2 separate regions of the Homo sapiens genome follow, and region 2 is linked to region 1. A link is an interaction called in ENCODE POLR2A ChIA-PET data of the cell type or tissue named here. Cell type or tissue: PC-9. All regions are shown on one strand. Each heading gives the region's core, and the rest is flanking DNA. Links, peaks and the distances in the headings are about the cores only.

Region 1 (5,378 bases), core at 282-5,281:
TAGGAAGACAAGATTCCTCCAATTTACTAAATTTTGATGGCCTCAGTTGGTCTGCTTCCCACCAGCCCCAGACAACCTGGAAACAAAGGCTGAAATGCTAAGTCTGGGGGATGGGAAGAGTGGAGGGAAATGCTTCTAGAAAGAGGGACCTGAGCGAGGCTCCCAGGAAGGAAGAGGGAAGAACAGTGGGAACGTGAGTGCTAGAGGGTCCCAGTGCCCCAGACCAGGGACCATGCACAGCAGGACTAGCTGCAGCCACAGGGGTCCAGGTCTATTCCCAACTCCCCTGTGGCCTTGGGCAGGCCATTCAGCCTCTCTGAGCCTCACAGGCCCAATCTGGAAAGTGGGGATAGTGCTAATACTCCTGTTCCCAGGGAGCCACAAGGAGGGAATGAGAGCACACACAAAGAGCTCAGATGAACTTGGTGTCCAGTGCACACTGAAGGTATTGGGGGCCATGATGGTATGGGTGAAAACAGTTCCTGGGTTTGCTTGGGGACCCCTGGCTTTAGGATTCCCCTGGGTCTTCCTGAAATGGCCTTACACTCCTCCCCTCCTTGTTTCCCAGAATTCAGGGAAAGCTAGGTGCAGCCTTGGGGACCTGGGGGAGGCAGAACCTCTCCAATTCAGCAGGTCACAGGAAATGGTCTCATATCCTCAGAGGGGCACAGCCAGACTGGGCTCTTCAAAGGTGGACCAAGAACCTTGAGTCCACGAATCCTGTTTTGCTGTGAAAGGCTCAATAAGGAAGGGGAAGACCCTCCAGGGTGGAGAGAGGGTGGCTGATCTTAGGGGAGCGACCCTGGGGAATGGGAACCAAGACTGAAAGAACAGAAACCCACAACAGGGAACTCACCCAGCTCTCAAGCTTGGTCAACTATAGGAGGGGGCCCATCTTCACTTCTTTGTGGCAGCCCCCTACTCTCCCAGGTGGCAGACACCTTTACACCCCTCGACAACTCTGCGCATCCTTTTGAACAATGTCCCTCCTGCAAAATGTGTGACCATGGCCAGTCCTTTCACCTTCCCAAGCCCCAGCTTGCATCTGTGAACTGGGCACCCACTCTCCTCCCACATGGCTCCTGTGTTATAGCTGGGGAAAGAGGCCCTGAGACAGCTATGGCCTCCTCCCCTCCCCCAGAGGTTCTACAGTGAGAAAGTGGCAGGATCACAACTCCCTCTGCCCCTGACAGGTGTGGGATCCCAGGATTCTGCCCACAGCCTTCCCACAGAGGGCCGGGGGAGGCCACAGAGACCACCTGTGAGCCCCCTGAGTACATACTCAGAAGATCCAGGTTCTGGTATCTTCCTTTAACTTCAAAGAGGAAAAGGGGATTTTTCTATCAAAATCAGCTACATAATCTGTGAAACTTTACCCTGGTTTTATTTCTTCTATGACAGTGTAAAAATAGGACATTTTCATCATAAGACTGGAACATTTTAGCAAACACAAGTGTTTTGTTGTAATCTCAGAAATAATGTCCCATCAGTGGTCTCTCTTCATGAAGAGACCCCACAGCAGCAATGAAATATGTGCCCCCAACTGGCCAGTTGTGTGGCAGTGATGCCCACATAGCTGACACAGGGTAACAAAGGGCCATACCACCCTCCCTAGCAGGGGTGGCCAGGGCAAGTGAGGTCACGCCTAGGTGACCCCTGCTGAAGCACTCAGCAGGCCAGGCCTCTGGCCAGCTCTGGAGAGAGGGGACCCAAAACTCTCCAGCTTTCAGAAGAATGACAGCTGGTCTCTCTCGCCTGGAGGAGATGTCACAGTGATGACAAAGGAATCAGAAGTGGGCGTGGGGAGATACACTGGCTCACCCCCAGAGGCATGGCACAGAGGCCCTAGGGAACCTTCCATCCCCACCCCCAACACTGACCTTCTATCTCATATCTGCTCAGCATCTCTCCCTCATCCTTTGGCTTCATTCATGTCTCTGCAGCTCCCCACACAGGCCTGGGTGAGTACAGGCAGCCATCGCTCTCCTCAGGCTCCTCCCAGGGGTAGCAGGGGCACTAGCCATCCAGGCTTCCAGTCTCCCTTGGCCCCTGGCCCCTCTCCCCTCCTGCTCACGTTCAGCCAGAGGACTCCCAAGGCACCGACACCCAGCCTACTCCCAGAAGGCTTTCCTAGTCTCTGATCACACCATGGAGCCATAGCTATGAGGAAGAGGGGGAGGCCCTGCCCTCTAGGGGACCAGGGTGGTGGCCTGGCAGCTCTGAGGGACACTGCCTGTTCCTGCCACGAGACTAGGCGGCAGTGACTCACTCCCCCTCTCCTGGGCCTGCCTAGGGTAAGGACACACCCTGGTACTGGCTCAGCCTGACTCAAGCACTTAATTAGTCCATGAAGTACAGCGGAAGGGGTCTCCAAACCTGAGTCATAACCCTCAGAGCTCCTGACCCTGGCAGAATATAGCCCTTGCTGGTGGCATCACCATAGCCAAATGTTCCCCTGACAACACCATTTGCTGACTGGTGTGGGAGAGGCATCCTGGGGCACCCTCTGACCAGTCTCTATGCTGTCTGTCTACTTGCAAGATCAGCACCAGCAGTGGGCAAGGCAGGCCCCCACGACCTGCCTGCTTCCCTGGCACTGCCGATGATCATTGCCCACCTAACATGTCTTCACAGCCAAAAGGGAGGCCTTTGCCAAGCAGAGCACCCAGGCCCTCATTTTTTTTTTTTTTTTTTTTTTGAGATGGAGTTTTACTCTTGACTCCCAGGCTAGAGTGCAATGGCGCAATCTCAGCTCACTGCAACCTCCATTTCCCGGGTTCAAGTGATTCTCCTGCCTCAGCCTCTCAAGTAGCTGGTATTACAAGCATGTGCCACCTCACCCAGCTAATTTTTCTATTTTTAGTAGAGACGGGGTTTCACCACGCTGATCTCGAACTCCTGACTTCAGGTGATCCACCCGCGTCAGCCTCCCAAAGTGCTGGGATTACAGGCATGAGCCACTGCGCCCGGCCCAGGCTCTCATTTTGCTGATGAGCAGACTGTGGCTCCTGATCCCCAGAGGAGCACACACGCAGAGAGGAATGGCTGAGAGCCAGGCCTGGGTTCCAGCACAGGGCCATGTCCATACTACGTGACCCTGGGTGAGTTACTCTGCCTTTCTGAACCTGTCTCTGCATCCATGGCATGGGCGTGATAATCCATTCTGATTCTGCAGTGTTTGTGCCTGACATGTAGGAGGCACTCAGCAAGTGGGTGCCCTTATTGCCATCCCCCTGCCCCCTGTGCCACTGCCTGCCAGAAAGCACGGAGAACACCTGCCAGTCCTTCTACCACATCCTGAGAAGGGGGCTGTTAATGTTGGGTGAGCATCTGTGGATGAGCTATGGGTCTCTTGTGGAGGCTGAACCCTTAAGAATGGGGAAATGAGTGTGGCAGCTCAAGGTCCTGGTCCCTCAGGCCCCTGAATGTAGCCTCTGAGCCTTAGCAGGGCAAGGGTGGTCAGGTGCAGGGTGCCAGCTAGAGAGTCTTGAGTGTTCACACCAGCTAGTGCAGGTGCAGCTCACACTCAGCTCTGCCCTCTGTAAAAATGGCGGTAGGTTGCACCTCATACCTTGAGCCCTCCCAGACTCCCACCAGCTCCTCTGGCTGGCTCTAAGGCTCTGACTCAGGTCAGATCTCAGCCCTGTCTATACCTCACTGTGGCTAGGGAACCCTTGGGGGTCGTACTGTGCCTAGTCCCACACAATTGTCCCAAGCAAAAGTCTCAGACCATTGGGCCGTAAAAGGAGACCCAACAGCAGAGACTGCAGCTGAAGTTGACTTCACACAAGCCATGGGGGGGTGGCGGGGGACCTCCTCAGGTTACAGCTCAGCCCAAGAACTCCTGAGTCCACTGTTCTGACTGCCAAGGCTGCTGACACCTGGTCAAGGCGGGCAGCAGGAGGGGACACTGTGAGTGGCATGGGTACAGCACTCACTCCTCCTTCCTTCCCCACCCCCACCCTCCCCTGGGGTGGGGGTGGGGGAGTGAGCTGCCCGCTGACCAGGATGAGTCCTTAGCACCTGACCTGGCCCTGCTCTGTCCTCCGCCTGCCCTCAGCCTGCCAGGCTGCAGAAAAGAGGCCATGAGGCCTGAAACACACGAGACAGGCAAACTGGCAAGGCCCGGGAGAGCGGGGACAGAGCGATAGCAGGAGAAACAGGTGGAAAAGGAGAAATGAGAGGGACGAGGAGGCAGAGGACAGAAAGATCGCTAGTGCCATGAGGAGAAGGCAGCAAAGACAAAGCCCTAGTCTAAAGAAAAAGGCAACCCTAATCCCAAACCCGCCTCAAAAACAAAAGCAATCTTTTCAGCATCTCTGGCCTGTCTAGTGCTGAAAGGGCCTCCTGAGGCTCCTTGTTCCCCAAACGGGAGCCTCGTGTTCCTGCTCTAAGCCAAACCTCCACGGTTCCCACACAGCAGGATTTTAATCACAATTGCACAGGGCCTAATCCACTTAGTTCCAAACGGGCAGGAGGGTGGGGAGGAGCCCAGGACCCAGAGCTCCCTTCACGCCATTCTTTCCTGTCCCTCAAGGGGCTGGGTTCCCCAGGTGCAGGGCGCACCCAAGTGAGTCCTCATAAAAACCAATAATGTTTCACCAGCAAATGCACCCAGGCCACCCCAAATGAGAGCCCTGCCTTCTGAGTGTCTGCCGGCCTATGTTGTCTCATAGCATGAATGCAGGGATAGTAACAGTCACCGAGACTGGATCCTACTCCCCACCACATATTCAAACCCAGGGTTCAACTGCACCACAAAGATGATGGTTTTGCAAAAGATTATGAAACTGCCTTTAGTCCAAAGTCACTTGGGGAGAATGTCACAGAAAGCATTTTAAGCCGAGAGCACTGTTCCTCTCTCAACCCCAAGATGGGGCCTTTCATCTGGGACCACACAAGATGTCCAATAGATGGAGGGAGAGCAGTAGAACTAATGTTCTCCAGGGAAAACACCAGTGCTCACAGGAGCCATGGTCTCACTGTCCTGAGAGCAGCAGAGCCAGCTCTCCAGGAAGCGCTTTGTGCACACTCTCATGGCACAGGTATGCTTGGAATGCCTCTCACCTAGGGATGTCCTCAGCTCTTGCCCATGGGCCTTCACCATTAGACATGGCAGCCTGGAGCCAAGGGAGGTTGCGGGCTTACAGAGCCAGATGTTCCAACTACTGCCTCCACCCAGAGATCTTCCATGATGATGTCCCCAGCAGAGGAAAATGAGGGATCTAACTCCACTTCCCCAGGTGTGAAGCTCAGAAGAGATACAACAGACCTCTGTTGTAATGAAAACTGAGTCCTTCCCATATAGTCTGAACAACAGCCCAAGTGACCCAGGAGTCCCTGCAGCACCCTCAGCAATGGTGCTCTACCCTTCAAGG
Region 2 (5,378 bases), core at 99-5,098, 300 kb before region 1:
CAACATAATGTCAGCAGAGGAATTCTAAGTCTGGTAGAGGAATTCTGAACCTGGTAACAGAAAGGTGCTTGGATTCTCTCTGACTACTTCATAAGCAGCATCCACTATAATGCCAGTCCCTGTGCTAACTGTCAAAAATTTATCAGTGAACAAAAAGGAACAGGATTTCTATCTTCAGAGAGCTCTTGGTCTGAATAGGGAATCAGACAGACATGGACAGTAATAAATCTAAAATGAAAATGAAAAGGTACTGATATGGTTTGGCTGTGTCCCCACTCAAATCTCATCTTGACTTGTAGCTCTCATAATTCCCATGTGTTGTGGCAGAGACCCAGTGAGAGGTAACTGAATCATCGGGGTGGGTCTTTCCCAGGCTGTTCTCATAATAGTGAATAAGTCTCACAAGATCTGATGGCTTTTTTAAAGAGGAGTTCCCCAGCACATGCTCTCTTGTCTGCTGCCATGTAAGATGTGACTTTGCTCCTCCTTTGCCTTCTGCCATGATTGTGAGGTCTCCCTAGCCACGTGGAACTGTGAGTCCATTAAATCTCTTCTTTATAAATTACCCAGTCTCAGATATGTCTTTATTAGCAGCATGAGAACAGACTAATACAAGTACAATGAAAGATTTTAGCTGTGTTATACAATTTACAATGAGCAGATCAATGAACTCTTCTCTGAAGAAATGTCAAGGCCCAATACATGCAAAAAAATCATGACATGAAAAGCGTGTGGGGAGGGAGAAAACCAGTTATGGTGCCACCTGCAAACGAGAAAAGTATGCAAGATGTCACTGAGTTGGAAAATAATTTCACACATCCAAGATGAAAAAAAGCTGGTATGACTGGGACCAGCTGTCATAGGACCTTTTCAAAAGACAGTAAAAATTCCAGATCTTAACACAAGTAACCTGAATGAAAAGTTACTGAAAGCACGGGGACTAACTTGATAATATTTCTATAATGTCCACACCAATGTTGAGGGTCAATAAAAACTTTCTATGACCAAAGACTTAATATACTGATATATTGAGGTAACTTATACCCGTTTATTAGCCAAGGGGAATATCATCCATCTGAAAAAAAAAAGTACAGGAAAATGTATTCCACAAAATTAGCATCAAGTATTATTTGTTTCCACAAGAAGACAGCTGACAAAGCACCACTGTGTTCAAAGATGACTCAGTGCAGTAAAATTGAGCATCAATGAATATATGTTATCTGATTATGTCTTACAGTTTTACTGTGTTCTTATTTTGTGTGACTTACCACAGCAGATTACAAAAAGTCACCTTGAAATAATGCAATGGCATTATCTATATCCAAAAAATTTACAAGCTCATTAATATAAAAGCTTTCATCAAGGGCTTGTTAAGAGTAAAATGTGACAAAGGTAATATCAGCAAGATGGCAGAAGAGGTGCTTTCTACTGTCATCTGCCCCCAAGAAGCATCAATTTTGACCACAACTTATGGACAAGAGTACCTTTGTGGGAGTCTAGGAATCCAGCAGAAAAGTTTCAGTACACCACTGAGGCAAAAAATCCAGAATAGATGCAGTGAAGAGGGTAAGAAGAAAGTTTCATTTTACCTGCATCACTCCTCCCACAAAGCAGTACAGCTCAACAAGAGAAACTCCATAACCCTCCAATTTCTCTCACAGCGGAAAGCAGAATGATTAGGCACTCGGCTCCACCAGCCATGTAAGACACTGCCCAAGAGACTCACTTTTCTCACCCCACCCCAAATATTGTGGTGATCAGCATGGCTGAGTATCTGGGGAAGATGGGAGCAGGAAAATAACTATGGTTTAATTTACTTTAATTTTTTGAAATAGGTCATATTGATCTTCTCAGATGAAAAGGAGTAAGCTAATGATAAATGTCATATCTGAGAAGAAAGTCATAATGACTTGCTACACAAATTCAAATTGAATGAGAAGACATCCTTTATTTCTTCAAGCTACTGGTTATAAGTTGAAATTTCTGAAGTTATTTCCATATACCACATCTTAAGAATGCTGCAGAGATAATTAGGAGATGTATAGAAACAATCAGGGAAATCACAATCTTAGTAACAAAACTTAAACATAAAGCACAAATAGGTGCTAAATGTGTGACATTAACTATAACATCTAATGTTCTAAAAAAGGAGGTTCACTGTAAACTGCTGCAGTCAGATAAAGATTCATGAAGAAAGTGAAGTTCCTAGAAGAGGCTTGGGTCTGAAAGGTAAGCAGGTGGAGAGAGAGCCCTAAACACTGTACTATGCTATAAAAAGTGGTATAGAGAAAATAATGAGCAAGGCATATTAAAGATAATTCATGCTACTGATGGCAGCAGCAGGCCGTCTGTAGTGGGGAGGCATGGGCGGTGGCAGCAGGAGTGGCTGCAGGAGCAGTGGTGAGTCTCCCGTGCCCTACCTCCAGGAGACAGCTGACTGCACCGCCGTCACCCTTACACAGCCGGGCATGACCCACCCCCAGGCCCGGAGCCTCTGTGGCCCCAGACCCTGTCCCCAAGTCACTGCCCTCTCCTGCCACTGCTGCAGGGAGGGTGAAGGGAGGAGGCAGTGCTTGGGGCCACGCTTCGGGGGAAGTGAGAGTGGTGCCCACTTCGGGGATCAGCCAGAGGTACGGTCGCCATGCCCACCCCACAGACAGCACTGGGTTCCTGGGCCTCTGCAAGAGGCTGTCTGCACAAGCCCGCCCAGGGTCGCATCCCCAGGGTCTGCCCCATAAGGGTCTGCACAGTATCACTCCCAATTGCCGGCCCGAGGCCTGTGATCCACTCCCAGAGGTGCCCACCCTGGGCAGGGCCCCAAGCCAGGTGAGGGGGAGCTCTGCGCTGCCCCTGAGCACTGGAGCCACCAAGGGAGCCTGGGGAGACGTTGCCTCTGCCCTGGACACTGGCCTGGGCCCAGCAAGGACCTGGGCTGGGGCCCAGGCTGTGAGGGAGTGCAGCGGGGCTGCATGCTCCAGGGGGCCAGGAGCAGGTAGCAGCCCCATCGTTTTGGGCACAGCTGCAGCTGCCCAAGTCAGGGTTGTGGACCTGGGTCTCCCTGGGCTCTTGTGGGCAGGGAGCAGGCAGAAGACTTGCACCAGTGAGGCTGCAGCCGCCCAAGGCGGGGGCTGTGGATCTGGACCTCTGCACTCACTACAAGGCTGTGAGATTTTAAATTTGACACTATGGAAATAGGGAAACATGAGTGATGTTAAAGGAGTGTTGTGTTTTACTAAGATTAATGCAGAAATGATATGCAAGACAAAGTAAAATATAATTTCCTTGGAGTTTAATCTATTAGGTCTTTAGCTACTTTAATCATTAAGATCTATAAAAAACTTAGAGTGTTCCTATTTTAAAGTTCTAAGACGTAGGACTTATGATAATTTGGCCTCAACTGCTGGTTTCCTCACTTCCTAGCTAAGCTACTTTGGTAAAGGTATTTGAACTCTCAAAGCCTTGCCTTCCTCATTGGAAGTAAGTGGATAATTCCACTATGAATCTGGGATACCAAAGTGTGATGTGGTAAGTGTGAAGTGTCAAATAAAATGATTAGTGTATAGGATATTTAATAAATGGTAGCTATTGTTGACTCTTAAACTTTAATTTTCATTGCTTAGAATTAAGCAAAGACTTTCTAGAATAAAATGTCAAAATCAGCTAGATTTTATATTGTTCTTTATATTTTTTACAGATGTCTTATCAAAATATCTCAGTAAGTTCTTATTTTGACATATTTCCTCAGCTCCAAAGACACAGCAATTATAGGTAAAATACAAATATTTTTGGGCTCCAAAATAAAATAAATATCTCAGCGTAGTAGCAACAGAACAACAACAACAAAAACACAGCAGTGAACCAGTGTGAAATCATAGGTCTTCTGGACTCTGAAGTCAAAAGCCAGCACTGGTGACTAGGAACTTAGAGGGATGACAAGGACAAAAAAGTGCTCAAAATGACATGAGAAGCAAGGCCAGATTCACTGGTTGAAGTTTCGGAAAAGAAGACCAACATGAGACACAACACCAATTGCTATTAAACCTCATTTGGGACTATGGTTTTTAGCAAGCTGCAGGACTAAGGAGACTGGACCTTAAGCAGCCCCCTCCCCACTTCAGCCAAGGGTCAGAATCTACCACAGCCCCAGTGTCACTGTGGGGAAGAAGCTCTAAAATGCTGTTGAAGGACCTGGTTCCACACTGGAGGTTAGGGGACAGACGGCAGTAACTGCTCAAGCACTAGACAGATATGCTCAGAGGCAGAAACAGAGAGAGGAAACAAAATAATCCACTTCTGAAAACCAAATTCTGCAACACATGAAGACTCTATAATGTTCAAAGGCTTAAAAATAACACAATGCTGTTCGACTTACAACAGAGTTACATCCTCATAAACCCACTGTAAGTTGAAAATATCATGAAGTCAAAGATGCATTTAACCTGCCAAACATCCATAGCTTAGCCTATCCTCCCTTAAATGTGCTCAGAACACTTATATTACCCTATGGTTTGGCAGAATCATCTAACAAAAAGTGTGTTTTATAGTAAAGTGCTAAATATTTCATATAACTTGTTGAACACTGTACTGACAGTAAAAAACACAATGGTTATACAGGTACCCAAAGTATGGTTTCTACTGAATGCATATGACTTTCGTACCACTGTAAAGTAGAAAAATCTTAAGGCAAACCATCATACACTGGGAACCATCTGTAAATTCTTTTCAGATAAAATTAATTTTATGAAATTGCCTGATAAACATTTTTAAATGTTTAAGATGCTTAGAGAAATGAAAAGAATCACTTCCATTTCAGAAAGGAAAAAGTATGAAACAAAACCAAGCACAAATAAAACAAGAACCAATAATATGCAATAGAATCAACTAGGAAACTTGCAAACGAAAACTATTAACACCCAAGTGTCCATCAATAGATGAATGGAAAAATTAAATGTGGTATATATAAGTGCAATGGAATATTATTCAACCTTAAAAAGGAATGAAATTCTAATACATTCTACAACATAGATGAATCATGAAAGCACTATGCTAGTGAAATATGCCAGATACAAAAAGACAAATGTCATTATTCCATTTATATTAGGTACCTAGAATATGAAAATTCATAGAGACAGAAAATAGAATAGAGATTACCAGGGGCTGGGTAGAGGGAGAATGGGGAGTAACTGTTTAACAGGGACAAAGATTCTTTTGGCGATAATGAAAAAGTTCTGGAGATGAATTGTGATGATGGCTGCACAACATTGTGAATGTATTTGATGCCACTGGATTGTACACTTAAAGAGGTGAAATGGTAAACTTTATTATATATATATATATATATATATATATCATCACAATAAAATCACACAAAAATATTG

What was found. ChIA-PET counts read pairs that join two places held together with the same protein. Peaks named below come from ENCODE experiments on the same cell type or tissue, not always from the same donor. Only the 100,000 strongest peaks of a DNase experiment are listed, where the experiment ranks them.
Region 2: POLR2A ChIA-PET joins it to region 1 with 7 read pairs; 2 of 35 experiments call an interaction of 5 or more read pairs at or near these places.

What each region holds. Positions count from the first base shown.
Region 1 is chr3:50,624,505-50,629,882 of GRCh38, reverse strand. All of the region lies in intron 2 of MAPKAPK3 (MAPK activated protein kinase 3), which reads right to left. Among named protein-coding and RNA genes, the nearest start is that of MAPKAPK3, 10 kb to the right of the region's middle. RefSeq lists an enhancer at 3,621-4,397. In PC-9, for the core only: CTCF peaks have their summits at 1,793 and 1,995; DNase peaks (open chromatin) are centred at 2,302 and 5,042; H3K4me3 peaks cover 340 bases; H3K27ac peaks cover 3,949 bases.
Region 2 is chr3:50,928,100-50,933,477 of GRCh38, reverse strand. All of the region lies in intron 4 of DOCK3 (dedicator of cytokinesis 3), which reads right to left. Among named protein-coding and RNA genes, the nearest start is that of MIR4787, 260 kb to the right of the region's middle. In PC-9, for the core only: no CTCF peak of the experiment used is centred there; no DNase peak of the experiment used is centred there.